Regions from separate parts of the Mus musculus genome. Here region 2 is linked to region 1. A link is a loop called in an ENCODE intact Hi-C map of the cell type or tissue named here. Cell type or tissue: left cerebral cortex. All regions are shown on one strand. Each heading gives the region's core, and the rest is flanking DNA. Links, peaks and the distances in the headings are about the cores only. Region 1 holds the start of Cyp2j6 (cytochrome P450, family 2, subfamily j, polypeptide 6). Region 2 has its middle 19 kb from the start of Cyp2j5.

The links. A loop is a pair of places that touch in the nucleus more often than their neighbours do. Peaks named below come from ENCODE experiments on the same cell type or tissue, not always from the same donor. Only the 100,000 strongest peaks of a DNase experiment are listed, where the experiment ranks them.
Region 2: a loop joins it to region 1, with 2.8 times the contacts of the local background. A loop is called at or near these places in 2 of 42 quality-filtered maps.

The regions. Positions count from the first base shown.
Region 1 is chr4:96,544,685-96,561,223 of GRCm38, forward strand. It overlaps Cyp2j6 (cytochrome P450, family 2, subfamily j, polypeptide 6), which reads right to left and starts at 8,967. Exons shown (of 9, transcript NM_010008.4): 1 at 8,558-8,967; 2 at 1,015-1,177. The coding sequence starts at 8,767. In left cerebral cortex, for the core only: no CTCF peak of the experiment used is centred there; a DNase peak (open chromatin) is centred at 8,946; H3K4me3 peaks cover 2,114 bases; H3K27ac peaks cover 1,740 bases.
Region 2 is chr4:96,674,637-96,691,175 of GRCm38, forward strand. No RefSeq gene overlaps it. Among named protein-coding and RNA genes, the nearest start is that of Cyp2j5, 19 kb to the left of the region's middle. In left cerebral cortex, for the core only: CTCF peaks have their summits at 5,831 and 9,056 (motif pointing left); DNase peaks (open chromatin) are centred at 5,794, 9,002 and 12,453.

The DNA.
Region 1 (16,539 bases), core at 4,313-12,312:
CCCTCAATAGAGGAATGGATACAGAAAATGTGGTACTTTTACACAATGGAGTACTACTCAGCTATTAAAAAGAATGAATTCATGAAATTACTAGGCAAATGGATGGACCTGGAGGGCATCATCATGTGAGGTAACCCAATTGCAAAAGAACTGGCACAATATGTACTCACTGATAAGTGGACATTAGCCCAGAAATTTAGAATACCCAAGATATAAGATCCAATTTGCTAAACGCATGAAACTAAAGAAGAACGAAGACCAAAGTGTGGACACTTTGCCCCTTCTTAGAATTGGAAACAATCATCCATGGAATGAGTTACAGAGACAAAGTTTGGAACAGAGACGAAAGGATGGACCATCTAGAGCTTGCCATAACCAGGGATCCATCCCATAATCAGCCTCCAAATGCTGACACCATTGCATACACTAGGAAGATTTTGCTGAAAGGACCCTGATATAGCTGTCTCTTGTGAGACTATGCTGGGGCCTAGCAAACACAGAAGTGGATGCTCACAGTCAGCTATTGGATGGATCACAGGGCCCCCAAAGGAGGAGCTAGAAAAAGTACCCTAGGAGCTAAAGGGAACTGCAACCCTCTAGGTGGAACAGCAATATGAACTAACCAGTAACCCCCCCAACCCCCTGGAGCTTGTGTCTCTAGGTGCATATGTATCAGAAGTTGGCCTAGCCGGCCATCAGTGGAAAGAGAGGCCCTTTGGTCATGCAAACTTTATATGCCTCAGTACAGGGGAACGCCAGGGCCAAGAAGTGGGAGTGGGTGGGTAGGGGAGTGAGTGCGGGAGCTTGTGGGGGACTTTTGGGATATCATTGGAAATGCATATGAAATAAATACCGTATATATATATAATAAAAAAAGAAATGTAACCTCACACTTCCTAAAAGATGGCAATTCAAGATAGGTTTGGTTTATGGGATTGTTGGAACAGGCCTCTATAATGCACCATAAACATTGTAACACACTTTGTGTTGCTCAATAAACTTATATAAACTTACCATTTTTATTAGATATACGTTCTTGCATAACACTTAGAGGACGATTCATAATGTTTTGTTCCATTTGAGTAAGTGCTTCTTTGATTAAGGGCAGTCCAGTTATGACCACTGAAGTTATGTCACCAAGATTCAGGCTAAAAATATTCCCATATTTCTTCACCAACTGAAAAATACATCAATAGTTATAGTTAAGCGTGCATGCGTCTGTGTATCCAGGATGTAAGGCAAGTGTGAAGCTAATTTGATTCATGTTGAGAGGTTTCTGTGAGGGCTGTGTATATGTCACTTGTGACATATGCTCTTTTCCAATTTCAGATCCCCATTATGGATGAATAAGATATCATTCCACCCCCACCCTCCTCAAAAGCTTCTCTGGTTAAAGAGACTGACACTATGAAGAGAGCCTTGTTTTATTTCTGGCGTCTAGTCACCCACTGCATCCCTGAGAAGTGAATGGACTCTGTGTTCACAGGCTCAGGGATAAAAGTGCATGGCAAAATCTAGGACAAGAACCCACCAGTCCCAGAGAGCCACACCCACTGAGTGGGTGCTCAGTATGCTTTGTGTTTTATTTCATTTTTTATAACTGTTTTACTATAGTCAGAATTTTCTTCATCTTACTAAATAGGAAAAGGAGTTGTAAATGAAGCAATACAGTCAAGAAAGAGGTTTTTGCCTGGTGGAGTTACTCTACCAAGTGTTACATAATATTTATGGGAAAAATGGCTTTTGGGTGTTCATAAGACTTGGAGTTTACTGTCAGTTAAAAAGTGGGTACCAGGCATGAGTGTGTGGGTGAGGGAGTTTGGAGGAAGGAGAAGAGGTAGCTGCAGACAATGAGAACATCCACAAGGATGCAGGACATAACAGGTTTGTGCAAAGCTGGAAGCATGTATAATCAGTTTTAAAGATCCTTCCACTTGTGCATTTATAAGTCAGCCCTGTGTTGACCCTCCCCTACTTTAGATCATCCTGGGTGTTATCAGTAGTACCAAACTGAATTCAATTATTCTAGGTATTTGTGGTCCTCTGTCCTTCCTCTGCTTATCTTCATTTACTTACATCTTATCACATCAATCACTAAGCCTTGGACCTTTGTAAACCATGTCAAAGAAAATGTAATGATTTTGTCTCACTATTGGATCTTACAACATATTAAAGATAATGACTTAGACTCAGTGCTTCTGTTGTTCTTTATTCCGAGTCCTTGACAACTTCATTAAGTCTTAGAACTATTTGGTTCATAAGGCAGAGCCAGCAAGTGTGTATCTTTTCTTTTGAAAGATACCAGACTTAGGTACGTACAATGAAAAGGAATTGACTTTGCCTTGATAAATGTGATGAGAGCTTTTATGGCACATAAGAATTTATTGACTAATTTTCAATATCAACAAAGAAGTTATCTGGCTTAAGTGTATCCTAACTAAAAATGTGAACCACATGGATTCTGTACTTCTACCAATGGTATTCAGCATCTGAGACCAAGTATTGGGTGAGTATCTTTTTTCCATCTTTACCAGCTCTCTGCCCATGTATGTGTCTATTTCAACCAAAGTTCATCAGTAAGTTTTAAGTAAGTTTTATCTTATAATGTACCAAGTGAAAATGGGTAAGTCCTGACCTTTACAATGCTCAAATTTGTCATGCCTGTCAGTCAATTCATCTATGTGTACTTAATTACCCAGAAGACTTTTGGGCATACATCATAAGGCAGCCACAGCCAGTTTTACTGCACATTCAGTACATCATGTGAAGATTAAAACAAGCTATTTTTTAAGGTGCTTCTAAAGGGTAAAATAAGAGGTAAACATTGAAAATAATAATAGGAACACAAACAACAACGAATTGAAATAAGAGACATAAAATTTAACAAAAGAAATAAGATATATCAAGCTTAATACTAGAAGTAAGTCTCCACATGGATTATGGAAGAACAAAGTGAGGCTGAACTAAAATAGAAGCTAAGGATTAGTGAGAAAATGAGCCATGAATACAAATGACTCACCTCTATTGAAGTCCTTACTGAACAACAGAAAAGGAACACCCAAGAAGCAAAAAGAAAAACAGCCACAATTCCTTCTTCCCTTAGTGGAGGATGAGAAGGTCTGCTAGTATGAATTCTTAGAGCTCTGTGTAATAAGCTGTGGGCATGTGTTTGTGTGTGTGCATGTGTGTGTGCAGACGCAGACGCGCACACATTTGTGTGTGTGTGTGTGTGTGTGTGTGTGTGTTTGTGTGTGTGCATCTGTGTATCTGTGTGTGTGCCATAGGTCAACCTCAGGTTTCATATTCAAGAGCTGCCCACTTTGTTATTTGATTATTTCGTGAGCACTGAGTAGGCAAGGCTGGCTAGCTGGTGAGTTCAGGAGTTTGGCTGTCTTCTCCTTGACCCTGAATTTATAAAGACAAGCTACTATACCTCACTCTTATAGATTCTGGGGACTAAACACATAATCTCGGTCCTACATGGTGAACACTTTGCCAGTGGAATGCCTGCCCTTTCTTGTGATCTTTAAGGTTATTGTACTTTTTAAAGTCACTTGTTTGCATCTTTTAAATATTTTTTAATGAGTATGTGATACTCATTTTTCCATTGATATGGAGAAACTGCCTACTAATTCAGAAAACTTTAATAAACAGTGGAACTACAACTTTATTTTCATTATGATCAAGTGTAGAAATGCAGATGAACAAGTATATGAAATTATTTCTGAGTGGGTAAGTGTTTTAAGTGTGTGGCAGTGAATACGTTCATGGTCTGGTGACTATCTCATTTGCAAAATTGTGTTTTTAAGTGTTTATTTCAATATGCACATGCCGTACTTTGTTTTCTGTTGCTGTGATAAAACACTGACTAAAATCAGTTTGTGAAGAAAAGGTTTAGTCTTATAAGAGATATTCCATCCTCAAGTGAAGGAATGACATCATCTCAGTGGCTGGTGCCTCCTATAGTAAATAGCAAGCAAGAGCATGTGCCCGCACACCCATCTGATGGAGATAATTCCTGAACAAACGAGGTTTTCTTTCTCCCATGTAATGCATACATTTTGTCAAATTGACAAAAACTAAGCAATGAAGGATTTATTACTTTTATGTTGAAAATCATTTTTATTCAATAAATAAACATGAAATAAATCTATGGAAATATTAGTAACAGTGATTATTAGACTTTATAGACCACAGTGTCCTTGAAATTTTCAGACTATATATCTGATCTTAAGTATAACACCATGCACATGCATTCATTTATGCACAATTGTGTAAATTCCTTTGAGGTCATTAATTCCTCTTCAGAGTAACAGTCTCATTGATCATCTTCTGAGATAGGCTGATGGTGTAGAAAAATATTCAACACACAGCCTAAGATGACATCTACTATAATCCTGCTAGAAATTGAAAGGGAGATGAAGACATTTCCTTTCTTAGAGGAAATGGTGTTTTAGCCAAGTTGTAAATGGTGAGGATGTAAATAAAACATTTACAGTATAAAGGTCCAAATACTCATATTGTGGCTCAGGCAGTAGAGATACATAGACTGGAGACTGAATATGTGTAGGGATATAGAAGAAAAGCCTTATTAGAGCATACTAGCTAAAAGTCAGGACCAGGTGATAAGGAATCCCAATCCTTTCACTTCAACTAGTTCACAGTCCTACTCAGCATGCAAGTCAAAGGAGGTCAATGAATTATTAAATGAAGTAAAGCTAGAAATTGCTTGGGAGGACCAGGAGCAGGGGCACTCTCCTTGATGAAATATCTGCTAAGATCAATCCCACGAAAAGTAATGTTCCTGGGGATTCCTTAGGTCAAAAACTTTAACCACCAAAAGTCACAAGTGAACACCCTTCATTTCCATCAAGAAGTGTGAATGGGTCTGTGACACAGAGGTGGCACAATAGTACTCAAGACATTGGACTAAGAGACATCTGACCTCTTTCTATCTCAATTATGCTTCTTGCTATGTGTTTGATTTAGGAGAAAATATGAAAACACACCCATAAATGGATAAAAACATAACTGGACTGGGAAGACTCCCCCCCCCCTTTATTACATCACAAGCCATTGTTGGGACACCAGACACATCAGTTAAGTTCTCTAGTCACATTTAATTCTGTAGCAAAACAAGCAAGTAAACTCAGATAAGATCAGATAAAAGCATGATTTTGTACTCTTGCAAATCATGGCAGCATCTGACAGAGGTGAAACTCAAACCAAAGTTTATTTTCTTTAAACAAAAGCCAAAAGAAGTATAGCCAACAAGATAAAGTCCTCTTATCATTTTGCCTTTGTGTCCTATAGTGGAACACCAAAAGGTGAGACTTTAACCCTATAAGAGGTTGTCATTGCAGCATTCCTGGATACAACATTGCTAGTCTTACCTATGTGGGGTAGCTTAATTGTGATTTTCACAGTTGAAGTTCTATAAGGAAAATCCCCAGTGGAGTCTGGGACAGAACTCTGATTTCCATTCTGTTCTTACATTAATACTAATATCGCTTCCTCATGAAATAAATATGGGCAAATCTCTGACCTCTATTCCCCTTCAGTGAAGTATGCCTGCTTTATTAGGATAGTATCATGTGGTCTGTGACTCTCTTTCTTTACACAAAGCTACATTGATTAGACTGTGATGTACCCCAGGGAAAGTAGGAAACACAAATGGGGTTGATCAAATTCATAATACAGAGGCTTGTCAGCTAAATTTACAAGTGAACAACCCTTCACAAAAGTGAGTATTCATATCCTCAGCAGACTACCTCTGTGAATAAAATATTTATCCAGTGTACAGCAAAAATGTGACACACTGCACAAAATGTTCACAATCCAGTCTAAAACAACTTGCCTTACCAAAAACCAAGACAATCTCAGCTTTATAGATATAGCACAGATATTTATCTTATAGGAGAGTGAAATATTTCAAAGTGCTATTATCCACATGGTAGGAATTTTTAAGAGAGAAATGAAAGTCACATAGACAAATCACCTTAGGCATGTGAATACGAATCCACAGAGACAGAAGCAGCAAACACAGGGCTTATATGGGTTTGTACCAGGTCCTCTGCATATATACTACAGCTTTTAAATACTTTTATGGTGCTCCTAAGTGTGAGAATAAGTGGGCCTCTGATTCTTGGGCTTACTCTCAGGACTTTTTTCCTCCTACTGGGTTGCTGTGTCAAACTTTGATGTAAGTTCTGCTTTATCTTACTATATTTTATCTGTCATGTTTGTTTATCTCTTAGAGGGCTGTTTTTTTGTTTTGTTTTGTTTTGTTTTGTTGTTTTGTTTTGTTTTTTCCAAATGAGATACAGAGAAAGTGGATCTGGAGGCAAGTGGAGTGGGGGAAGAGCTAGAAAGATTGAAGTGGGTGAAACCTTTGATAAGGATATATTGTATGAGACAAAGTATTTTCAATAAAAAAATTAAAGATACAGAGAGGAAGCAAAGGGAACTGTGAGCACAAGAAGCTCCTGGGTTCTAAGTGCAGATCTGTGCAGGAGAGATCAGCAGTGAAGTGATGTGAGAACAAACACTGGCAGGGCAGAGGTGAGAAGCAGGTGAACCCTTCGTAGCACAGAAAACATAGCTATGGAAAACAGCAAGAGCCAGCAGCAGAGATATTACAGCTGTGCCTGGGTCCAGCTGTCTGCCAAAGGCAGGAAAGAGAAAGGGTAGATGAGAACATTACTGAACAATTATAGAAACTTCCTAGTATAACAAACCACAAATGTGCCATGAAGAACCCAACAGTGCAAAGCCTCAAGTGAAGCAAAACCACCAATATGAGCAGGAAAGCTACAATCCCAGAGAAATCTATCGAAAGCAGAGAGAAATTAGCTTAGTACTTCTGGAGAAACTAGAAAGGTGAGAATGAAGTGGGGGGGGGGGACATTAGAAACATAAGTGCAACAGAGAGTCATCTAGCGTTATACACTCGGGAGAAAGACAGTGTGGTCAGAAGAAAGACAGAGCTACTGGAGGATGAGTAAGGGCCAGAGACAACAGGCTTTTATGCCTTTGAGTTCCAGCTGCACAGGACACTGAAGAGCAAGTTAGAGTCTAATGTGGTTCTCAGTGTGTGTGAAGACAACATCTGAGACAGCAGTAGCATAGAGGGGAGACAGAGATCTTCTATGCTTGTGGTCACTTTGTTTCCTGTGGAAAATGGTGATAGCAAAATCTCATCAGCTTCCCCTGCCTATTGCATAGCACAGAGCTGTGGCTGGAAGAATGATAAAAGAGATTTAAGAAAGACTGAAGGAGCTGAGGAGGTTTGGAACCTCATGCGGGGAGCAATAGCATCAACCAGCTAATTGTCCTGAAGCTCCCAGGAACTGGACCACCAAGCAAAAAATACACATGGAGCTACCCATGGCTCCTGCTGCATAGGTGGCAGAAGATGGCCTTGTTGGATATCAATGGGAGGATCGACCCTTGGTCTTGAGGGTGTTCAATGCCCCATTGTAGGGGAATGCCAAGGCTGGAATGCAGGAGTGAGTAGGTGGTTGGGGGAGCACCTTCATAGAGGCAGGGGGAGGGGGATAAGATAGGAGGTTTCTGGAGAGTAAACCTGGAAAGGGGGTAACATTTGAAATGTAAATAAAGAAAATATCCAATAAAAGAGAAAGAAAAAGAAAGACTGAATGGGTATAAAAATGCAACTACTCAGAAAGTGTCCAAAAAACACACAGGGAAGGAAAAAGAGAAAAATAAATAGGTTAAAGTAAATATGAAAAAAATATGGGTGTATGCCTTTAAATAGTAACAATCAGAAAGAGTCAGACATCACTAGTAGTGGGAAGTGACAGGGATAATCAAACATGGCTGGAGTATTAACTATCTAAGCAGAGAAAATAACTATAGATAAAGAGAAATATTATGTGGGAAGATGGTCATATACCGAAAGGACACTATTTCAGTCTTTCATGCACACTATGTGCACATAACAGTCTTTCCAATTCAAGCAGGAGAGCTTCCAGAATGGAGTGGAAAAACATGCAGACTTCCTGTGGAGCTGGAGACACCTTTCCCAGGGGTTGAAAAAGTTAGTAGGTGAACATTCAGCAAGGACTTACAGGACAAACAAAGATCAATAAGAAAACTGATTACTTGTAGAAAACTCCAATCAAGAGAAAAACACATTTTGTTTTCTTTACAAGCGCTTTAACAAACTAAGATGAGGTACCACTTCTGTACCCATTTCTGAAATTGAAAGGGATTATTTATCTAGATTTATTATCATTCCGTTAATATGCCATGGTTTAAAGACTTAAAATCACATACAGGGAGTTCTCTGACCCTAACAGAATAACAATGAGAGCAAAGCCCTTCATACAAGAGTAAATAAAAATCTCCAACTATTTGAAAATCGAACAGCTTATATCTTAAAGGAGGACTCACACAGGTTCTGAGTTCTGGATATCAGGTTGTGATCACCAGTCTTTGAACCTGGTCTTCTGTTCTAGTCTCAGTAAGTCCCCTGTTCCTGTAGCTCAGGATTAAGTCAGGACAGACAAAGCAAGACACCCGCACCCCTTCCTACCGGCTGGATTGAGAGGTGGGGCTGCCCAAAGTCCAACTGGAATATGTTGCCCACGAAAGGCAGACCCCAAGGCCCTGGGGGATAGTTCTTGGGGCGCCGGTTTTTGAAGTAATCAGCCAGAAGCAGGAAGGTGACTGCAGCCACCAACAGAGTCCTGGGATGGAGCGCTGCCCAGATCGTGGCTAACAAGGAGCCGGTAGCAGCGAGCATGGCTAGGACTGCAGCTGGTTCGTCTGAGGAATGAAGGTCTGAGCTGCGGCAAGTCCCAGGTGCTAACAACAAGGGCACCCTTCTAAAACCGGTCCCCTCAGTCCCTCCCTATCCCTTTCTGTCCACTCCCCTTTGCTCCTCTGGTTTCCTCCCTGGAGCTGGGCTCTCGCAGGAAGTGACAAAGCTTCTGAGAGTAGTTTCCAATCTGCTGGAACCGGAGAACAGGAGAACCCCTGATCACGTGCACAGAGCTCTTCTCTCCGCCCCTTAGAGCTTTTACCCATTCCTTCCCAAACTTCCCTCCCATGCCCTGCCATGCTTTGCTCTGCCCTGCAGATGCCCAGACTGCTTCTATAGTGGCTAGGTCCTTGGCACTGAGTTCCCACAAGAACATGTAGAAAATACAGTTTTAAAAGGCACCAGTAGATAGTAAAAAGTGAAACCAGGAAATCTCAAGGGGTCCCCACCCTAGAAAAATTATTACAGGCAACTAAAGGCTACTGAAAGGGAGATTTAGTCTTCCCCAGACAGGAGCCTTCTGTTTTTCAATACTAAGTGTCCAGCCCTGAACCCATATACATTTATATTCATGTGATATATATGTATATATAATCAATTAAAGAGGCCATCAATTTGAGAGGAAGTAAGTGGGGAGACAAGGGCAGGATTGGAGGGAAGAAAGGGAAGAGGGTGAAAGGGTGTAATTATATTGTAATAAAAATTTAAAATAATAATTGAGCAGGGAGTGGTGGCACACACCTTTAATCCCAGCACTCTGTAGGCAGAGGGATGCAAATCTCTGTTAGTTCAAGGCCAACCTGGTTTACATAATGAGTTTCAGGACAGGTAGAACTACTTAGTGAGACACTGTCACAAAAAACTCCAGCAGCAGCAGCAGCAGCAGCAGCAGCAGCAGCAGCAGCAGCAGCAGCAGCAACAACAACAACACTAATAGTAATACTAAAAGGCAGTCTAAGATAGATTGTTTTTCAGTCAATAAGTCTTTCCCTCTGAGGAGACAATTGTGGTGGTAAGGTTTGTGATTTGCATGAACCCCAGAAAGCATCACGGACATCTGGGAGCCTGTTCTATAAGCAAACTTTCCCAGTGACTGCAATGTACCTGAGAAACCAAGCTAATCCTAGTAACAGAGTGGCAGGCAACATCGTCACCTCCTTGCAACAGATCACTTTGTTTTAACAGAGCTGTGCTTCGTGCGCCCAGGAATGTTTAATGAACACTTGTTGGAAAAACACTTTTGTCCTGATCATTGTTATTACTATTTTTATTATTGTGGTTCTGGGGACTTAACTTAGAGACCTATAACAGGGCTATTTATTGTAAAAGTAACTGTTTGTTTGTTTGTTTGTTTGTTTGTTTGTTTTTTCAAGACAGGGTTTCTCTGTGTACCCTGGCTGTCCTGGAACTCACTCTGTTGACCAGGCTGGCCTCGAACTTAGAAATCTGCCTGCCTCTGCCTCCCAAGTGCTGGGATTAAAGGCATGTGCCACCACAGCCTGGCATAAAAGTAACTTGTTTGCCAGATTTAATTGTCATCTTGCAGGCTTACTGCTGAACAAATTCACACTTTCTACCTCATTCTTTTTGTTGTAATGTTTTCTTTTATTTTTGCTTGGGAAATTCCTCCTATATTTATAAACAAACAGGCATGTAAAATCACAGTAAATGACAGAATTCATTCATTTTATCTAACTCAGAAAAAATATATCTTCTCAGAAAATTGGTTTGCAATGCATTTTGCATCAAGTACCACACTGTCTTCATACAGCTAAATTTTGTTGAAAGGAATAGAGAAGCTGGAAGCTTAAGTGGTGAGGCACTTTGTAAGTATGATACATAAATTTGGGTGTTTACAAACACATTTTTAAATAAGGAAATATTCAACATCTTTTTTCAAGCATATGCTTATTGCTATTTATGTGGCAATAAGTGTCTTCAAGTATGTACAGAACCTAACTTTTGGCAACATAATATTCTTAAATAATTTTTCATATAATTTTTAAGTCAGGAATGTCCGTGAGACTAGTGCTAAGCCTCACATACCAGTTACTGGGTTTAATCACCTGAGTGTTGTATGTCACCCTTATGGGGAGAAATGAAGAAATACCTCTTCTCTCCAAAAAGTATACCAAACGTCTTAGTATGTTACTACATTTGTTGGAAATGTAACTGCACTAAAATCTCTTGTAAGGAATATAAATTGCTTATCAAATATACGACCATCAATAATAAGGTATATTGGGCTTCCCAGAATGTTACTCTAGACTCCTCACTGCTTCTAAACTCTGCCTGGCTGTTTCACCTCAGCTGTTCTGGCCCAAGCTCCTTTCTAAATGACTGACTGAAAATGGCTCTGGCTGAATTTCTCTGATTGGCCTCATACTAACTATGGCAATGTTTTAATGTTACTGCTGCTTGCCCCCTCCCCACATTCTCCCATTCTCCCATTCTCCCATTCTTCCATTCTCCTATTCTCCCATTCTCTCATTTTCCCATTCTCCCATTCTTCCATTCTCCCATTCTTCCATTCTTCCATTCTGTCTCTCCCTCACCCTCCCCCCCTCTATGTGTGTGTGTGTGTGTGTGTGTGTGTGTGTGTGTGTGTGTGTGTGTATGTGTGAATACGTGTGCACGCATTGCTCTCTTAGGCTCTAAAGTGGCCTCTCTTTCCTGGCTGTTCTTATAAGAATTGGGTGTAACCTTTCTCCGACTCATTCTGTCAAATCTTTCTCTGACTCATTACTTGTCTGACCCTCAATTAGGAGTTATTTTCAAACTTGACTGCTTCCTCCTACAAACTAACTTTACCTTCATTGTTTGTATTCTAGCCAGAATAAAGATGTGTCATTCCAGCCAGATCACACACCCTAGAAGTTCTTTGGATGGAATCCCTTGCCAGAGTAACTGTGTGTTTAGATTAAATTTCCCTACAATGTATGAATGTATGTATGTATGTATGTATGTATGTATGTATGTATGTATCTATCTATCTATCTATCTATCTATCTATCTATCAATTTAATTTATTTATGTATTTATGTGCTCAATGTAAGTATAACTTTTCTTCCCCTGATGTAATTGTTGTCTCATCAGCTTACTGCCTCAGTCTGCTAACCTAGACCTAGTCCTGGAAGCTTCTAGTCTCTACACAATCTAATCTAGGCATAGAATCTTTTCTGTGTTCTTGTTTCTTGCTGGCTGAACAACTCAGTTGTTCTGGCTCAAAACTTCTTTCCATGCTGGCATATTCAATCTGGCTTCTCTCAGCTTCTCCTAAATTGCTCTGCTTGTCCTCATAGTACGTCTAGCAATCTGTTTTAGTCTTCTATTTACTTATTCTCTACCTCCTTCTGTCTTCACCTGTGTCTAGCGTGTTCTCTCTTCAACCTGTCTGTATAAAACTCCCCCTCCTCTGCCTCCTCTCCTCTGCACTGCTTTCTCTTAAGTAGCTTCCCTTTTCTCTCTCTTATGAGAGTTGGGCACATCTTATTCTTTCAAATCTTTATCTGATTCATCCTTTTGTCTACCACTCAATTAGGCATCACTTTCAAGCATGGATGTTTCCTTCTACAAACTAACTTTACCTCCATTGTTTGAGATTAAAGGTATGTACTAAGGACATGTCTGTATCCCAACCAGGGATTAAAGGTGTGTGCTATGGGCTGAGCCATAACACAACTAGAAACAAGTTTATTTTTTCAATAAATAACACAATCTCTGGGTTCACAGTGTGATCAGATACCCTGGAAAAGCTCATGGTTAAAATATGGAGTATCTCTGGGGATCAGTGGACTACTTGTGGAGTTCTTTTTCTCCTTTGAACATGTGAGAGCCAGGAACCAAACAACTGCCAGTTGAGTTTTAAAGTGATATAACAGATTCAAACACTCAAAGGACCTCAGTCTAAAAAATGTATACACATGATATCCCAAATTGCTAATATTTATGAAAACATCTTAGAATCACAGTACAGAAGACCATTCCTGGCTATATACATAAGATGAATGTCCATCAGCCATTGGTCAGAAAGAGACCAATGAACATGAAACCACAAAACAAAGGAATAGCGTGTTCAAAGCAGCATGCAAGGAGGGAAATCTACTAATGCAATTTTTTCTTCAGAAACTAAGATTCATTCTATTACTAAAAAGAAGAAGCAAGTTATATCTAAGACAGGCCAATATTTCTTTAAGGGCTTGATTTTTTTAAAATATAAGATAAATAAGCTGAGGATACAGCTCAATGTTTATGAAAACCAAGCAACAACTTCAGCCAGAGAGAAATCATAATTTTAAAAGATACTTCTGAGAGAATTGTTCAGGTTTATTTTAAAAACTCATCCTTCAATAAATTGAAAATCTAGAAGAAATGAATAAATTCCTAAACTTTTATATACAATTGAATAGGAATGTATAAAGTATGAACAGAGCAATAAGAATTACCGAGATTTAGATAATGAAATATTTCCTAGTAAAGGAAAAAACAGAACTGGATGGAGTCCCTCACATCCAACAATCCTCAAGCCATTCCACGAAATAGAATAAAGGCCAAGGCTCTCATTCTCAATGTTTCTGGGCAAATATTATCCTTATATCAAAATCAGGCAAGGACGAAACAATAAACATAAATAGAGAAATATGACAAATACTCTGATGAACATAGGCATTAAACAACACAATGCTTACAAAACAAAGTCAACAGCACATTAAAAAAAATCATTCACCATGATCAAGTTGACTTCACTCCAGGCATACAATAATGATTCAAAATTTGCAGATAAGTAAGTCCAATATAGTACATAAACAGGATCAAGGGTCATACCTAAAAATAAAAAAAAAAAAAAAAAAGCTGTGTGCAGCAAACCAAGAGGCCAATATCATGCAGAGTAGGAAAAACATTTTGTCTAAAATCAATAACAAGGCAAAGATATCTACTTTTACCATACATAGTGATTATTGTATTTGAACATTTCTCCAAAGCAATAATAAGATCAATAAATGAAATTCAATACATAGAGTTAGAAGTAGACTAATTATCTTTATAGACCATATGATCTTATACTCAAAGACGCTACAGTTTATACCAAAATCTTTTTGACTAAAGGCAAACTAAGCAAAGTAGCCTATAAAAGTTAGCATATAATAACCAGTTGCTTTTTGATACAATTATTAAAGAATTAGAAAGATACAATTAGAAAGAAATTATAAAAACAATTTTTGACAAGATAGCATCAAAAGCAATAAAATTCTTAGGAATAAACTTCATTGCTTTGCAAAACAAAGAAAAAGAAATTAAGAAAAACTCCAGAAAATGCATAGTCCCAATTGTCATGGTTTCATAGATTAATATTGTGAAAATCGCCATATTCCACAAACTAATTTACAGATTTAATGCAATTGCCATTCAAATACCAATGATACTCACAAGGAAATAGGTTATCATGATATATACTTTCAAATTATGCTATAGAAGCCTAGTAACAAAATCACAATGATACTGACATAGCACATACACGTAGAACAGTGGAATTAAATAGAGGGGCCAGAAGTAAACTCTCACAACTATATATGTATGAGATTTTCAACTAAGACACCAAAAATACATGCTAGAAAATGATAGCATATTTTGAAATGCTCCTGTGAATACTAGTTATTTAAATGTAGAAGATTAAAACTAGGTACCTATCTTTCATTCTGTACTAAAAGCAGAACAAGATATGTAATAGACCTTAATGTAAGACATTAGGTTTTAATACCACTATAGGAAAGCAATGGTAAGACCCTTCAAGAACCAGGAATCAGCAGTGACCTTCTGAGCTCTTACAGGTAGGGATGTAATTGACACATGAGATTTCAAGAAACTGAAAAGTTTCTGAATAGCAATAGTGATAGGAGAGTGAAGGGACTGCATGCAGAACACGAGGAAATTGTTGGCAGTTATTCATTCAAATGCAGACAACCAGCCAAATAGACAAGACTCAAGCACATGTGTAATCTAACTAACAAATGGACCAATGAACTGAACAGCTAAGCTATTAAAGAAGTAAAAATAGTTACTAAATATGTGAAAAAGTTTAACATATTTAGACACTGGGCAAATGAAAATCAAACCTCTGTTGAGATCTCATTTTATTCAGTCAGGCTGTTTGCCATCTCTAACACACACACACTAAAAACAAAACAAAACAAAAACAAACACAAAAACAAAACAAAAACAACAACAATCTATGTTCACAAGGAAGGGATTTTTAAGTTTTAGGGTCAGAGATTAGGCTCTGGCACCCCTAAGAAGCCAGTTTAGTTATCTCTCTTCAGTAGGTCAATTAAACAGATAAGTAATAGCAAAAATCAAAAACAAAACAAAACAAAACAAAAAGATGAGATTTATTTAAGAACACTGAAATCTAATAACCCACTAATATCCTTTTGGGGATTCTTATCATGAGGTTTAGTTTGAAGCAGAAGCAAAGACATAGGCATAACTAAGTAGGCCTGATGAAGGCATAGCCATACCTGTCACAATGGTGATCATTGTCTCAGCTCCAGTCTTTTCAGTAAGGTTTTGTGACAAGTTGTCAGAACTGTGAAATATCTTTCTGAATGACAAATTGTTCTTTTGTCTGGCATAAGGATTCAGAATTCTTCTTCAATCAGAAAGAGATTCCAGGCGAAACTCCAATTCCTTTATAAACCATTGTTCTAATAATTTAATAATCAATGGGGGGGGTGGTGAGGGTAGAGGTTAATGCATGTGCCTCTTTAAAATATGTTAATTTCTGCCAACATCTTTATAGAGCTTTTTAACACTTTTGGAGAAATATAAATTAGTCCATCAGTTATAGATGTCATATTAGAAGATACTTGAAAAATGAAAAACAAAACTTTTATACAATAAAGCTACAACATTCCTGAGTGTTCTCCCAAAGGGATGAAAGTTGAAATGCAATTAGAATGGCTATAAAATAGCATGAAATAAATGCTTATTGCATCACCGTTTATCATAGCTGCTGTGCTTTTTCTCCCAAGAAATGGACCATAGATAGGAAACTGACAATAGACCAAAGTTCATTTTGTGAGCATTTTTAATTCCACCAAAGTCCAAATTGGCCAACCATAAAGTTTTCTGGTCTTACTTATCTTATATGGCATGATTATGTGGTTATCTACAAGTATATGAAGGATAAGAAAACAGCTGGATGAATGCAAAGTTATAGCCTGTCATGGACAATGGCAGCTGTCTGCTCAGCTAGATAGACCAGGATAAAGTACATTATCAATGCATTTCACTCCTGAAGCCTTCCACATCTCTCCCCAGGGCCCAGCCCTTGCTCCCTCCCTCTCCCATCTCTCTCTGTCTCTGTCTTTCTGTCCCTGTCTCTCTGTCTCTTTTTGTCTGTCACTGACTCTCTCTTTCTCGCTCTCGCTCTCTCGCTTTCTCACTTTTTCTTTGTCTTCTGCTCTCTTTGACATGAGTGGTCCAGTTAAGACCTAGAACTCTGGGGCTGGAGAGATTGTTCTTCAAATAAGAGAACTGGCTGCTTTTGCAGAGGGCTTAGATTCAGTTCCAGAATCCATGCTGCACCTCACAACTGTCTATAAGTACAGTCTCAGGGGGTACAATGCCCTCTTCTAGCCTCTGAGGACCCTGCATGTAAGAAAACTGAGGCAGAGAATCAAACTGGTTCTCTGGATCTCAGCAAACTGAGACCATACTATTGAAATAGTGAGGGTCCTCAACCTTTCCATAAGGTG
Region 2 (16,539 bases), core at 4,595-12,594, 130 kb after region 1:
CTTCAAGTCTCTGAAGAAAGAAATTAAAGAAGATCTCAGAAGATGGAAAGATCTCCCATGCTCATGGATTGGCAGGATCAACATTGTAAAAATGGCTATCTTGCCGAAAGCAATCTACAGATTCAATGCAATCCCCATCAAAATTCCAACTCACTTCTTCAACGAATTAGAAAGAGCAATCTGCAAATTCATCTGAAATAACAAAAAACCTAGGATAGCAAAAACTCTTCTCAAGGATAAAAGAACCTCTGGTGGAATCACCATGCCTGACCTAAAACTTTACTACAGAGCAATTGTGATAAAAACTGCATGGTAGTGGTATAATGACAGACAAGTAGACCAATGGAATAGAATTGAAGACCCAGAAATGAACCCACACACCTATGTTCACTTGATCTTCGACAAGGGAGCTAAAACCATCAAGTGGAAGAAAGGATGCAAGCTTGTACAACCACTCTGGAAATCAGTCTGGCGGTTCCTCAGAAAATTGGACATAGTACTACCAGAGGATCCCGCAATACCTCTCCTGGGCATATATCCAGAAGATGTCCCAACCGGTAAGAAGGACACATGTTCCACTATCTTCATAGCAGCCTTATTTATAATAACCAGAAGCTGGAAAGAACACAGATGCCCCTCAACAGAGGAATTGACACAGAAAATGTGGTACATTTACACAATGGAGTACTACTCAGCTATTAAAAAGAATGAATTTATGAAATTCCTTGGCAAATGGATGGACCTGGAGGGCATCATCCTGAGTGAGATAACCCAATCACAAAGGAACTCACACAATATGTACTCACTGATAAGTGGATGTTAGCCCAGAAACTTAGGATACCCAAGATATAAGATACAATTTGCTAAATGCATGAATCTCAAGAAGAAGGAAGACTAAAGTGTGGACACTTTGCCCCTTCTTAGAATTGGGAAAAAAACACCCATGGAAGGAGTTACAGAAACAAAGTTTGGAGCTGTGACGAAAGGATGGACCATCTAGAGACTGCCATATCCGGGATCCATCCCATAATCAGTTTCCAAACGCTGACACCATTGCATACACTAGCAAGATTTTGCTGAAAGTACCCAGATAGAGCTGTCTATTCTTGGGCCTAGTAAACACAGAAGTGGATGATCACAGTCAGCTATTGGATGGATCATTAGGCCCCCAATGAAGGAGCTAGAGAAAGTACCCAAGGAGCTAAAGGCATCTGCAATCTTATAGGTGGAACAACAATATGAACTAACCAGTACCCCCCTGAGCTTGTGTCTTTTGCTGCATATGAATCAGAAGATGGCCTAGTCAGCCTTCAGTGGAAAGAGAGGCCCATTGGTCGTGCAAACTTTATATGCACCAGTACAGGGGAACGCCAGGGCCAAAAAGTGGGAGTGGGTGGGGGAGCGTGTGGGGGACTTTTGGGATAGCATTGGAAATGTAAATGAAATAAATAACCAATAAAATTAAAAAAAAAAGAAAAGCATATTAGTGCCCCCCACCCCCGTTATTGTCAAAGTCAAATAAAATAACCATAGTCTCAGTCTCTACTAAGCTAGACACAATATGCTTAATTGTTGTACTCTAGACCAAGACTGAGGTAACCAGTTGCTAAAACAGTTGTAAAGTTCCTGTTTCCATCATGCAAAAAAGCTGAGAGTGGCCTTGTTGATCTGCTTTCATCAGAGATCCAGCAATCTGGGAGGCCAGAACACATCTGCCTTTGACAATTTTTCCTCCACCAGAATTTTTTTCTCCTGCCGAGAACAAAGCCAATAAATTAATTTAACCTTCATTCTTATTGTTCTAGTCAACTGGATCTTGTTCCTGACATTTGCCTTTTTTCTTAACAAGCTTTCATTTTCCCTGCTTCACTCTCTGTGTATGTATTTCCCTCTAAGCACCAAGTCCAGGGAGCTCTGTACCTCTTCTCTTCCCATTTGGAATTATAGATGTTTAAGATAAACTAGGAGTGAACATGCCTTTAGTGTATACATGTTAAGGTGCTCTGAAAGTGGTTGTTCAGATTTCTTCCTATAATACAAAGTAAAAATATCAGTTATAGGACTGGACAATTGGCTCAAAGGTTCAGAGCAGTGGCTGTTCTACTCAAGGATATAAGTTGACAATATGTGCTCACAATTACAGACCTTCAACTCCAGATATTTCTTTTCTATACAATCTGGGATTACCTTTAATGGAGTAACACTATCACACTAAACACTAATCAATAAAATGTCTCACAGATATTCCCATAGGATAATATGATGCAGGCAATTCCTCAATTTTGATTTCTTCTTCCCAGATATGTCCAGGTCCATGACAAGTTTACAGACAAAAGTTAAGTCAGCACACTAGAGGGTTGGGAGAACATATTTTAACATAATCAAGGCCATACTTGACAAATGGGAAATTTCAGCCCATTATATAGTTTCACAAGCAAAACTGCAAACAATTACAATGGGTATGCCTGTGATTTGCTCCGTAACTCCACTGTCTGGAAGGCTAGGGATCTCTATGTGGTATTCCTTTAAAAACGGAATATAAGGAGCCACAATTATGAATAGCAACAACAGAAGAAAGCCAACTCACATCTATTTTCTTAGGGCAAAGAGTTGGAGTGAGAAAAGGGAAGAGAGAATACAATGTGTGTATGTGCTTAAGGCTGCTGTGGATGTTTCCTTTATTTACATTTCAAGTGTTATCCCATTTTCCAGGTTCCTTTCATCACTTTTTACTCTTCTCTACCTCCATCCAGGTAATTAAAAACCCACCAGCTTTTAACCCCTCCAGTAATTGGCTGTAGCCAATTTTATTTAACCAATAGTTTTCAATCAAGGAACAATGATTTCACAACAAAAGTTTATAAATGTGAGAATGAATTCATAGGCCTAGACATTCAGCTATAGAACGTAGCATTATAATACATAGCAACAGACCAAACCTTAGGTTTGGCTTATCTCATACCCTGCTTACAAAACCAAACAGGGGTAATCTGGAAGTATTTAATATTTGGTAAAAAAAAAATGTACCAAAAATAAGAACGAACCAGTTTAAAAACAGTGAATTTATGAAATTCTTAGGCAAATGGATGAATCTGAAGGATATGATCCTGACTGAGATAACCCAATGACAAAGAACACACATGATATGCTCTCACTGATAAGTGGATATTAGCCCAGAAGCTTGGAATACACAAGATACAATTCACAAACCACATGAAACTCAAGAAGAAGGAAGACGAAAGTGTGGGTACTTCAATCCTTCTTAGAAGGGTGAACAAAATACCCATGGAAGGAGTTAAAATATGTGGAGCAGAGACTCAAGAAATAACCATCTGGAGATTGCCCCACCTGGGGATCCATCCCATATATAATCACCAAACCCAGGCCTGGAGCCTGATATAGCTGTCTCCTGAGAGGCTTTGCCAGTGCCTGACAAATACAGAAGTGGATACTCACAACCATCCATTGGACTGAGAACAGGGTCCCCAATGAAGGAACTAGAGAAAAGCCTCTCACATGTAAACTCTCAAGCTTGACTTGGTTTTAACTAGTTATAAAAATACCTAAAAGTCAGAGCTGACATATTTATACTTTAAACTTTGAGTCAGAATTTTACTCAGTTGCAAAGTCTTTAAGAAATAATTGTCTAACACTGACACTCTTACTGATCACTCCAGTTTACCTCATCTTTCCTCTCCTTTCAAGGCTGAAGGCACAAAATAATAAACAACCAAGGTATTTACAGAGGTTCCTGGGCCTGAAAACTTTGTTAAACACATGAAACTCAAGAAGAACGAAGACCAAAGTGTGGACACTTTGCCCCTTCTTAGAATTGGGAACAAAACACCCATGGAAGGAGTTATAGAGACAAAGTTTGGAGGTTGTCTATTGTTTTCCATTTTGCATGACTCAACTGAGTGACTCAACTGAGCAACTCAACTGAGCTCCAGAGGAAAGGTAACCGCAGGGGAGCATAGGTTGACTAGAGTGTGCCCTCTGCTAGAAGCAGCAATTTTGGCGTGCAGTTTGGCAGCAGCTAGCCAAGAGGACTAAGAGAGTGATTTTGGAGCTCTGGAGAGGCAGAGCCAGTGCTGGTGGTAGAGGCAATGGCTAGGGAAAACATGTGCTCTCAGGCTATGTGCTGGACTGAGAATGGAACGAGACTGCTGGCTCAATAACAATAAACAATAGACAACCTTAGTTTAGAATCAACAGATAACACAACCTCTGGACATGGAATCTATCATCCTAAACTCATGACTATTCTATGTTAGAAACCTTTTGGTGGTGGATTCTGCTATCATATCTAACAGTTCTGGTCTACACATTGCCTGCTATATTGCTCCTGCCTCTCACAGTCTAAAGACCAGGGCATTCATTTCTCCTGTGTTCCCTCTTCCATTTTCAAACCTGGTGCCTAGCCAGAAATAGTGTGGATTCTTTTTTTAATAATTACATGCTACAGATATCCATTGTGTGTGTGTGTGTGTGTGTCTGTGTGTGTGTGTGTGTGTGTGTGTGTGTGTGTTTTATCGATTCTATTTGGTAAATTCCACTTTTGTTTCTTAAATTGTTTCCCTTGTTTCATATAACTGTTGGGTTTTCACAGACTTCATTAAGTGATCTAATCATATCTTTTCAAAGATTCTTTACTGTATTCATAATAAGCATTTTGAGGTCTTTGTTTTGTGTGTCAGCTATATATGATTCTTTGGATTGATACCTGGTCTGGCCTTTCTTGTCATGGGTGCTCCATTCTTGTTTTTTGTCACCCTCTTTGCATCTTAGTAAAGCGTGGGAGCTGTTAGTTCCCTGGTAGAGAGAGCTTTGCAGGTTGATGGGTAGCAGAGAGTAATAGAGATGAACTAGGAGGAAAGGCTTAGTCAGGTTGAAAGAAAGAGGTGAGGTGATACTGTTTACACCAAGAGGCTAGGGCCTTAGGGTGTAAGGAGATATGTTTGGAAGAGGCACTCCTGAACGTAGGGTATCATGAGACAAAGAAAATGTTTGGAGACACTGGAATAAAAGTTTTACAGGGGACCTGTATCCATATCAAGAGTTGAAGTCTCTAGTGAATGGAATTGAAATGAGAGTGCACAATCCTTTAAACTGATGCTCCAGGACTCAGAGTTAGACAGGGGAAGTCATATGGAAGACAGGAAGGAGAGCCACAATCATATTCCCAGCATGATATGACCACTGGAAGCATCAGGTAGATAGTGTTTCTAGGTATTGGAGGCTGATAAAAGCAAATGGGGATTAGCTAGAAGGGAATGCTGATAGGGTCTACAGGAAGGAATTAATTTAAATTTGAACCAAGGAACAAGGGAGAGCAAAGTTCCCCGTGAGTATAGGTAGTAAGGAATGGTAAAGGCAAGTAGGTTGCTGCAGTGCTTGGAAGAGTGCTAAGACAGTAGTGATCGTGTTTAGGGTGAGAAGGCATAGTAAGAATTGTTTCCCTGAGTCGCAGCCCAGTGTAGCTACTGGACATCCAAGGTAGAAAATATTTCTAGGTATCAGGGTCTGACATAAAGTTTAGGTCATGTGTTTGCTCCTCTGCTAGGAGACTTAGGCAATGTCTTAGTTGTGTGATAAAATATCTGGACAAAAGCAAATTATAGAAGAACTGGCTTATTTGGCTCACAGTTTCATGGTACAGTCAATCATCTTTGGAAAGTCAAGGTAGCAGGAACTTGAAGCAACTTAATTTGGTACATCCACAGAGGGCAGTGAATTACACCATGCATGCTGGCAGCAACTGCTCTGCTCCTGTTTTCCACAGCAAAGTCTCTTTCCCAGGGAATGGCGCCACCCAGAGGATCAGATGTTCCCTCTGCAATTAACATAATCAAGATCCTCTCTTACAGACATCCCTTAGGCCAAACTAATTTATAAATCCTTCATTGAGATTCTCTTCCAAGGTCATCATAAACTGTGTGCAGTGGAGCATTAGAACAACCCATCACAGATGGCTTGATTATAAACTCATCAAGAAGTTTCACAGTGGAAAATATGTAGCCTCTCAATAAAACTGGGGAGCTGTTAACATATGAATGAAGAAAGAGACTAAAGGGTCAAAAATATGTCTATATATCTATATTTATATTTAAATTCATGCTAACACATATAGCATGTTTTATATGTAGAATGAAATATGAAAATTGTATATACACATATGTTTGTACACACAAACACATATATACACACACAAGAATACTATGAATACACACATTTATACTTATATGAACATACATATGTTGTTAAGCACACATATCCCAGCTGACAGATGATAAGAACTGTGGAAAAGGAATATAGCAGACAGATTAGAAAAACTGGAAGCAGGCTTTGGTATTTTGTATTTTACCTCTGTGTTGTTCCACATAAAGTTAGGATGTTAAAGACCATAACAAGTTAGCTCAATAAATGGATTGTTGAAGCAACTATTACTGTGACTTAGGCCCTGTGATAAGGTGTGTAGGCTATTTTTACTTGGCCATAGTTCAGTGTAAGTGGCAAGAGCATAAATAGGTTTATTATAGCTGATAAGCATGTTTTCTTCCTCTCTCACAGATGTTTATTGAGCCTTTATTAAGGGTGAGGCTGTCTTACTCCTGTTTGCTTGTCTATATAGGCAACAGGGTCCTGAACAAATGTCCTGGCTCTTTTCAAATTTATGTGTACATTGGAGAAAGCTCATAATCAACTAATAACAGACATGAAAATCAGATAACCCTGAATATATTGAGAAAAATCAGTCAAGATTCAACAAACAAGTGCTACTGCTGACCTCTAGATGTTTTGTGGCCATACAGGTCTTTCTGACCAGGAACAACAATTCACATTTGAATACTATGGATCCAGAAATGCTAACTGCAGTTAAAGGGAGGAGATAGATTCCTTGGGCTCTAGAGCTTACTGTGTCCTTGTATCTGGACTGAAGCCATACCTCTTAAAAAGCACATTAGTTGCTATTTCTCACAAAAGTAAAGTTTCTCTCTCTGTTTTCTACCTATTTATCTCACACACACACATCTATCATCTATAGCTATCACATATCTGTCTATCATCTATTACCTACCTATCATTCTATCAATCTGTCTGCCTATCATCTACTATCTATCTATCTATCTATCTATCTATCTATCTATCTATCTATTTATCTATCTATTGATCATCTGTCCAGCTGTCTGTCTATCAATCACCAACCTATCTATCACTAGTTATGGGGAATTTTCATTGGTTTTAATATTACTATTGATATTGAAATTACAGAAATGTAGTTATTTGTGTTAATAAATTTTAATGTTAGGTATCTCACTCCACTCTGATTTGTTTTAGATATTTTCTGGCAATTCTTTTGTTTGCTTTTAAGACAATCTTTCTATGTAGCACTAACTGGCCTGGAACTTGCTGTATAGACTAGACTAACTTCAAACTTGTGGCTATTCTCTTGTCTTAGCCTCTTAACTGTTGGGATTACTGGTGTGTAGCACCAGGTTAAGTTTTCTAAGCATTCTTTAATTGTGATTTTCATTATCCCCTTAGGCATCCTGTAGCCTAGCAAGTAGGAAGTTCTCAGAGTATCTTGGTGAGTTAACTATCCAGTCTGCTTCCCTCTCAGGTTTTCTTTTCAGGGGTGAGAACTCCATTCCTCTGATCCTGGGGCTGAAACGTCTGATGTGTGTTGCTTAGTTCCTAAACTTAAATGTGAATTACCAAATACAACTGAATCTAACCTCAAAATAGATTGATCTTCCAGCCTCTTCACACCATCTCCGCTGCTAAAGCCCTCAGCTCTTCCTGTGCTTATCCTGTGGACATTCATGCCTATTCTTCCTGGAGTACCTCATTATAAACAAAATCAGATTGTATCAGAGAGCTATTCAAACAGCTGTCTACCAGTTTCTCCTAAAGGTTTCACCATATCCAGAATGGCCCCTATGATTTGGGCTTTGTAATCCCCCAGACCTTTGTAATCACTACATCCTGTTAATTCTCCTGTAGTCATTCTCCCTCAGTGAGGCAGCAGGCATATGCCAGTCTCATAATTCCTTCCCCACTTGCAGCCTCAGTAGCTAGGTGGCTTTATACACATGTCCTTAGAAGCTTTGCTCAAAAACCAGCTCAACTGGGTTTCTTCAGTCACTTGCACAAACCTCACCCCTCTCCTTTCAGCAGTTTCACGCAGCCCAGATCACATCTGGATCTATTCTACTTCCCACTAGAAACTTAACTCCTCAAGGACAATTTTCAGCCTGCTGGGGTCTTGGTGATATTGCTAGTGATTAGACACAGTAAACACTCAAGAGTTGTTTTTTGCTGACTAAGTCCATAGATTTAAAAAATATATTCATACTCTGAAGTAAATACCCAAAAATCAAAAGAGTGCATCAAAGATTTTAGAAGATTAGAGTTCATAAGGTAAAAATAGAATAATCTATACTAGCAGAAGTGTTTGTTACAGTCTCATTAGCCCCAAAACTATTGCTAACTATGAAAATTTAATCTTTAAAATTATAACTATGCCGTCGGAGACCTGTGGTTTTTATCTACAGCTGGCAACCACTGGAACATTTTAAAATAAATTTTAGAAATGAATTTGGTGTAAAGAAGGTGACACAGGCAAATTGAGACCTGGGGGACAAACATTTTTCCAAGTGATCTAACCATTTAGTGGCGAAGACAGGATTTGGACACAATGCTATCTAGCTATTTTTATTTCACAACTGTGTTCCTTCTGGCCACGTTCCTCCTTAGGGATTATTTTTCATATCTGCAAAGCAATTCTTTAGAACGAATGTCAGTGGCTGCTGCTGAGCCTTGGGCAACAGCCTCAGTGTGAATTATCTGTGAAGTTGAAAACTAGAAGAACACATTGGAATTCAACCTGGAGAATATCAAGTCATAATAAAAACTCTAAAAGTATTATTATTGTTTCTAAAAGTGCATTCAGACAACACCGAACAGCACCCAAGAGCAGTGATTTGGAAAATTCACTGGAAATTTGGTTGCCAGCACATATGAGATAGGACAGCTTTGTATTATAATACCCTCTTGTGGTCATAATGTGAAACTACAAAACAAGCCATATTCCTTAGATGCTGGAAATGAGCTTTTCCTGTTTTCTTCCAAACACTATGCTTCACACATAAGTGGTGGGCAAAACTCTGCCCATACCAGTGTATTTATTGAAAAACAAGTGATTTGAAGTGACTTCAGGAAAAGGCAAGGACTCGTTAGCTAACACAGCATTCCCAGCTCTTTGTGATCTGAGTCGAATGCTTCCTTCCTTCCTTCCTTCCTTCCTTCCTTCCTTCCTTCCTTCCTTCCTCCCTCCCTCCCTTCCTGCCTTCCTTCCTGACTTCCAACTAAAGCCATCTGTTTCCTGCTCACCGAAGTTCTAATTATATGGACTTGTGGTGTCAACACATTATGCCACCACATCGATTGCAGCCTATCTCTATCTGGGAAGCTCAGGTAAAACATTTGTAGACACTGACAGTCCACTATGTGAGAGTCAGACAGTGTTTGGTTTGGCTTTTGTATCTCCCAAAGCCTAGGATCTCAAGAAACGGAGTACACTTTGTGATTTAAAATATTCTTTTTGGAGGAGAGTGGTGGTGATTGAATGTAAGGCCTTGTGCATGCTAAGCAAGCACTCATCCATTTTTACCACTGAGGTACATCCCCAGCCCATGTAAATGTACATATGTATATTTATAACATGTACATGCATATAGATAGATAGATAGATAGATAGATAGATAGATAGATAGATAGACAGATATAGTCTCATTCAAGGTTTCATCTAATGCTGAAATTTCCATGTAGCCAAAACTGATATTGAATTCTCAAAACTTGAACTTCCACCTCCCAGGTGTTGGGATTATCTCCAAGTACTAGCACCCATAGCCTAAAATGTTATTACTTTCAATTTAAACTAAGAACTTTATGCTATTAAAAACAACTTGCTCCAGCTCCTGTTTACAACTTGAGGCACTTAAGTAGCCCATTGATGGATTTCCAATTAAGTTTTTACTTCTTCAATCAGCTACCCAGTAGGAGTTAGAATGGGATTTCCAAACAAATTCACTAGGCTTGGGATGTCTGTCTCCTGCTAGAGTTACTTCAGATGGCTGAATTCTATGCACCTATAACACAGGTTTATTTAGATGACAATAGTACATATTCATAAGCCATGTATGGTACAGACTGCACAAACAATACTTACATATCTTATGCAGAATCTAAAGTAGACCTTATATTGTCATATTTTCAATGAGAGGAGAGTTATTTTTGCACTTTTGAGATTTTTAGGTCAACATTCTTCTACTTTTAGCTTGTTTGGGTGCCTCATTTCAATGATTGCTGTATTATTATTATTACTATTATTATGCTTAGTGTATATTGTGTACGTGTTTAGGTGTGTGGGTGACTTTGTGGAAGTTATGTTATCACTTTCCACCTAATATTTTGAAATAGGAACTGCCACTGATCTATTTGCCTGACTAGCTCCCAGTAAGGCCCAGGAACTCGCCTGTCTCCATCCTTCCAATGCTGGGTTTACAGGTGCATACCACTACATCTGGCTTTTATGTGGGTGCTGGAGATCCAAACTCGTGTCCTTGTGTTTATGTAGTGTGCACTTTACCAACAGAGCCACATCCCCAGTCCTGCAATACTATTATTATCAAATTCTTTCAATGTCCCAGGGAGAGTCTAGTATACCATTGGTGCAAATAAATCTCCCTTGGAAACTATTGATTTAAAGAAACAAAATTCTCCAGGCTTCAGAGGTTCAGATGTTTCTACTCTGCCTCTGAATATTGTGTTCCTGTTTTTGACAGACTTGGTCTCAGGACTCTGAGATGAATTGTGAATCCATGGAGGAACACTCACTTTCCCATCTCTGTGCCCTTGCACATGCATGAGTTAACCTTGAACACCTTTCCCTGAGATGTACTCATGAATGAGTCCCCAACTATATGTATATATTTTTTTATATTTTATTCTCTCCCCCACTCCTACATGCTTGCATCTCAGCATGCGTGGGAAAGGTATAGGACAAGTTTTGAAAGTTCTTTCTTTCCACCATGGAATCAATCAAACTCAGATCTTTAGGCTTGCAATAGGAGCTCTGTTACCCTCAGAGTCATCTCAGTGGGCTAATGCCAGTGTATTTCTGGCAAAACCACATGACCCACTCTGTGGACAAGAACAAATACAGAGTGGGAAAGATCCAGAGTCCCAGCCTGCTCTTACTAGTCATCATAGCACCAACCCCTGGGCATCTCCAGATCCTCAGTCTTTTTTATTTTCCATAATACTTAAATTTTTGTTTATTTATTCATCTATTTATTCACTTGACATCCCAATTGCAGCTCCCACTTTCCTCCCAGTCTCCCCTCACACAGCTGCTTCCACATTCTTCCCTCTCCTTCTCCTTTGAGAAGGGGGAGGTTCCACCTTGATGCACCAAGTCACTGCAGGACTAGGCACATCTGCTACCACTGTGGCCAAGTAAGACAGCCCAGTTAGGGAAATAGGATCCACAAGCAGGTAACAGTGAGGAACCTACCATGCTCAAATTGTTGGGGGACCCACATAAAGACCTAGCAGCACACATGCTACATATGTGTTGGGATGGGGGTTAGTTCTAGCCCATGCTTGCTCTTTGGTTGATGATTCAATCTCTTGGAGCTCCCAAGAGTCCAGGATAGTTGATGCTGTTGGTCTTCCTGTGGAGTTCCTTTCTTCTTCATGTCTGTCAATCTTCCAGCTCTTCCAAAAGACTCCCCATGGGGCCCCCATCTGTTTGGCTGTGGCTCTCTTCATCTGTTTAGGTCAGCTGCTGGAGGGAACCTCTCAAAAGATAGTTATGCTAGACTCCTGTCTGCAAGCATAATGGAGTATCATTAATAATGTCAGGAATTTGTTCCTGCCCATGGGATGGTTTCCAGTTGGGGCACTCATTGGTTAGCTGTTCCTTCATTCTCTATCTTTGTAACTCAGATCCAAAAGGACATGTATGATATGTACTCACTTATAAGTGGATGTTAGCCATAAAGAACAGGATAACTATTCAACATTCCATAGATCCAAATAGCAAGGAGGGCTCCAGGGAGTATGCTTGAATCTCACTTAGAAGGGGAAATAAAATAGAGGGAAGAAAATGAGGTGGGGGGTCAGGTGCAGAGAGAGAGAGCTTGGGAGGGAGGGCTGGGGGAATAAATGAAAACTGGCTGTAGGGTTTAGGAAGCATTTTTTGGATGTGCCAGAGACATGGGGAGGCTCCAAATAATTTATGACTCTAACTGAAACTCTTAGTAATGGATGAGCCTAGAGTGGCCACCTACTATATCCAGGCAGGATTCCCAGTGAAGGGATAAAGACATCAACCCACCCACAAAGCATTTCCACCAAATTGTTCTGCCTAAAAGTAGTGGGGGCACAAAGACTGAACAGATTCTTAGTGTTGACTCTGTCCATATTTTGCAACTTACATTCATTAATTTAGAATGGTAGCTTAGCTTTCCTAGAAACACTATGGATTCTGTCTCCTCCTACAATTTCCCCATACTGCCACCCAAATCATGAATCTGACTACTCCATTATGCTCACAGTAGAAAGAGAAGTTAAGTCTGTTTTTTTCTCACCACTGTGCGGGGCAAGGCACAGGAATTGCTGTGCTGCTTTAACTAAGCAATACCACTCTCTAGGATCACTGTGGGACTCTTGACGGATTGACTGACACAGAAATATAATGAACTTCCATGAGGCTGTCTTTGTGCCTGTGAGGATCACAAAGGCAGGTTTTCTCAGTAGGGCTTCCACTGAGCCAATCAACTGAGCAATCCCAAGGGAAGTCTGCTTAACATTGCCATAATGAACTCTGAGTCACAGGGGCCAACTGGTTGCTAATTCTCTATGCATATGGTACTCTTTCTTGTTAAACTTCCCTAGAGCTCCTCGGCTTATTTAACTTTCTTTAATAACCAGCAGATGGCTTCTGTCTGGGCAGTCATCAAGTGGTGCTTAGTGGTGGCAGATTCAAGAGGAGGCATGGGACTTGTTAGGGGTGGGGATCCAGATGCTGACTTGCAGAATGCCAGGTGAAGTTATCAGGCATTGTCTAATTGGTGTTGAAGGCAGTGAGGACCACTGAGAGTAGATGATGCCTTCCTGGAAGAGGGAGACTAGTGCTCAGCAACTTATGCAAATTAGCAAAGGCAAAGGTTGCGGGACTCAGGTATTGCTGTAAAATAGAAGCTGGTTACTTTCTGAGCCTTCAGCATTACTTATGATGTCCTAGGCATATGAGGGTTTTGTTAATGTAGAACAAATATAAACTGGGAATCGTCATTTATTCATCTATTTAAATACTCAAAAGATTTGGTATTACCTTGCAGTGCATCAGTTTATATCCAGGGTACACAGCACTCGGGATCTAACAGCGAATAATAAATGCTCTCCTCTATTTTAAGAAAATAATGCTTGAAGGCTGGTGAGATGGCTCAGTGGGTAAGAGCACCCGACTGCTCTTCCGAAGGTCCGGAGTTCAAATCCCAGCAACCACATGGTGGCCCACAACCATCCATAACAAAATCTGACTCCCTCTTCTGGAGTGTCTGAAGACAGTGACAGTGTACTTATATATAATAAATAAATAAAATCTTTTTAAAAAAGAAAATAATGCTTAATCATGGATTTTTATTGCATTTTAAATTTTATATTTTTATCTTTGATTGACAAATCATAACTGAATGGAGTTATAGGGAAAGGGATGATTTTTTTGATATATGCAGATAATGTGGCATATATACAAGTTAGTGTATCCATGAAGTATAATCAGCAGATAAGTAGCTCATTTAGCTTTAGTGGTAGACACTTAATGACAGCCATGAGTAAAGTAGATGTGGAACACCAGGAAGACAGTGAAACTCCAGTTTATGTAGCTAACAGATGAGGAGAAAAAACATGAGCAAGTGGGGGTTAATCTCAACACTACCCTTGGGTCTGCCCATGTACTTTATGTATAAAGACTGCAAGACATGACAGACAAAAGGGGATCCTGTCAGAGCGTGGGTGAATGCTCACATGAATGCTCAGTGAGCCCCTCTCCAAAGGAGATTCATTGTCTAGTGTTGAGTTTGGGAAGCACCAAAGCATGTGTCCAACAGATATTTCTTGACCTTGTGCTAGATGCTGCTCTATAGACTAGATCTCAAATTATAAAGAGCAAAAGAACAGGCTGTTCTAGTGCTGGAGGAAAAAACAATTGAGAAGACTGAAAATTGCATGCATGATGTCCTCTCAAGCAGTGATCAGAAAGAAAAGAGAGTACAGTAAAGGGATAAAGACAGGTGTGTGTGTGTGTGTGTGTGTGTGTGTGTGTGTGTAGACTTATGTATGCCGAGGCAGGCGTTAGGTCATGTGAAGATCTTAGAGAAAGCACTGTAGGTAGAGAGATTAAAGTTGATTGTATATGAAAACACTTTCGTAGTGACAGGTTAAAATTAGAGGAATCAGTTTTATCATATATTTGCTAATAAATACACATATATATCTTGTATTATTCATATGCACATACTATAGTGGGTGTATTGTGTATGTCCAGTATGCATATATACTAGTGTATACATGTATAGACATACTTGTACATATAGTATATGTAAATTCAAACATAGACATAAAGATAACAAAAGACATAGAATGCAGTGCTACATGCCAAATAATAGACTCAAGGGAGCAGCAGCCTGAAAAGCCATACTTTTATATGGTTATCATTGTAATGGTTAATTTGGGAAAGAATCATCAAAGGTCCAGGTTAGAGTTGCCAACAAGTACCAAATTTAAGGGGGCATTTAAAGGAAGAGTAGGATATTTTTAATTCCTCAAGAATCTCTCTTTACTGAATTATTACAGAGGACAGAAAACAACAACCACACAGTTGGATATTAGCAACACTTTACAGAGAGATAAACAATAAAAATAACTACTGAGCCACATCTCAGCCTCTCACTTTGCCTAGGTAATTGCATAACAATACCTATGCTGTAGACTGGGCCAGAGCTTGAAAATTTAATCATGTTTTAGGAAATAACTGATTATTTCAATGTGAATAATGTCTGAATAAATGAAGCAGAGAGAGGGTTGTCCACATTGTTTAACCTTTTTAATGCTTTGAAAGTAAAATAAAAATAAAAAGTAAATACTGGGAACATATTCCAGCGCTCATGGTTTCCCTCTAGAACTTAATGACAAAGCCCTATGGCCAAAGACACCACATACGTGCATTGTAGAACTTGAAGAAATCAGGCTGGTACTGATCTGGAAGCTTCATTCATATTGGATAGCTTTCATAATGCTAGAAGGTGTTATGTGATATACTGGAGGAGAAAAATAATCATAAGTCACACTCAGCTGTGAACCCAGCAATCTACGAATCTATGAAGAGATACTTGGTCTCCCTTACGGCCTACTTCAGGGACTATTTGACTAAAACTGTAAAACTGCACCTGCCCATAGTATTCATTCAGCTGGATGCATCCAGGGTCCATAGCAACTGCAGGAGAACATAAATGGTTGTTTTTAACGTAAATTACTGTTTGGGGATATATAAGTGTCTCCTGAAAGGCAAAAAGATGGAGGTGTCAACAGAGAGGTGAGGAGCTGCTAAGGCTTGCAGAAGGGGAATGAGAGCAAAAAGAAATGTAGTTTACACAACAGAACACAATTCTTAATTTGTCATCAACAGCCATCATAACCCTAGCCTCTTGCTTGAATAGTGATTATTCCATTTTCTTGTTTTACCTGGAACCAGATTCTCTCAGGGTACACCACATGGTCCACGGTAATTTCATATAGTTATGTTAGCTGGTCCTTATTTCCTTTTACACACTGTGAATCACAGAATCAAAAAGCAGCTAGCCTAGGGCTCTTTGTACTCTAGATCTCTTCGTTTTACAGTGTCAAAGTTGTGATGCACAGTCCTCCCTAACCCACTGTCAAGCCAGTGAGGTGCTTGTCATCCTTGTTCATTGACATCCCATTTCCGTTCTTTATTCTCACTTCTACCCCTTCGTTTTTCTTAATGTTGAAACATTATAAGTTCCCCCACACAACACTTAAGTTCTTTGGTCTCCTATGCTTCAGCCACCCCCCTCTTCACTTTGGCATGCTTTCCCATACAAACACTTCCATGTCAGCTACTGACAATGATGGTGATTTCTACCCATGCTGCTCACCTGGTAATAAGAGATGTCCTGTTAAGACTTCATATCCCCTATCCCTAAGAGTCATAATTAGGTGACCATTATCATCTCTACCTCAGTGGTGGAAAAACTTGCTGTGGTGGTCTCCCTTTCCTCTCTGACACTATTGACACAAGAGATCACAAAGAATTTCTCCAACCTTCCCTCCCCAAGTCTTTCACCAACATCAGCAGGCATTGCCTGTGAATACATCAGCTGATCAGGCCAGGAACACAGGCAAAACAAAACCATTACTCTCCCTCTCTAAAGCAGAAAACCAAGGGGG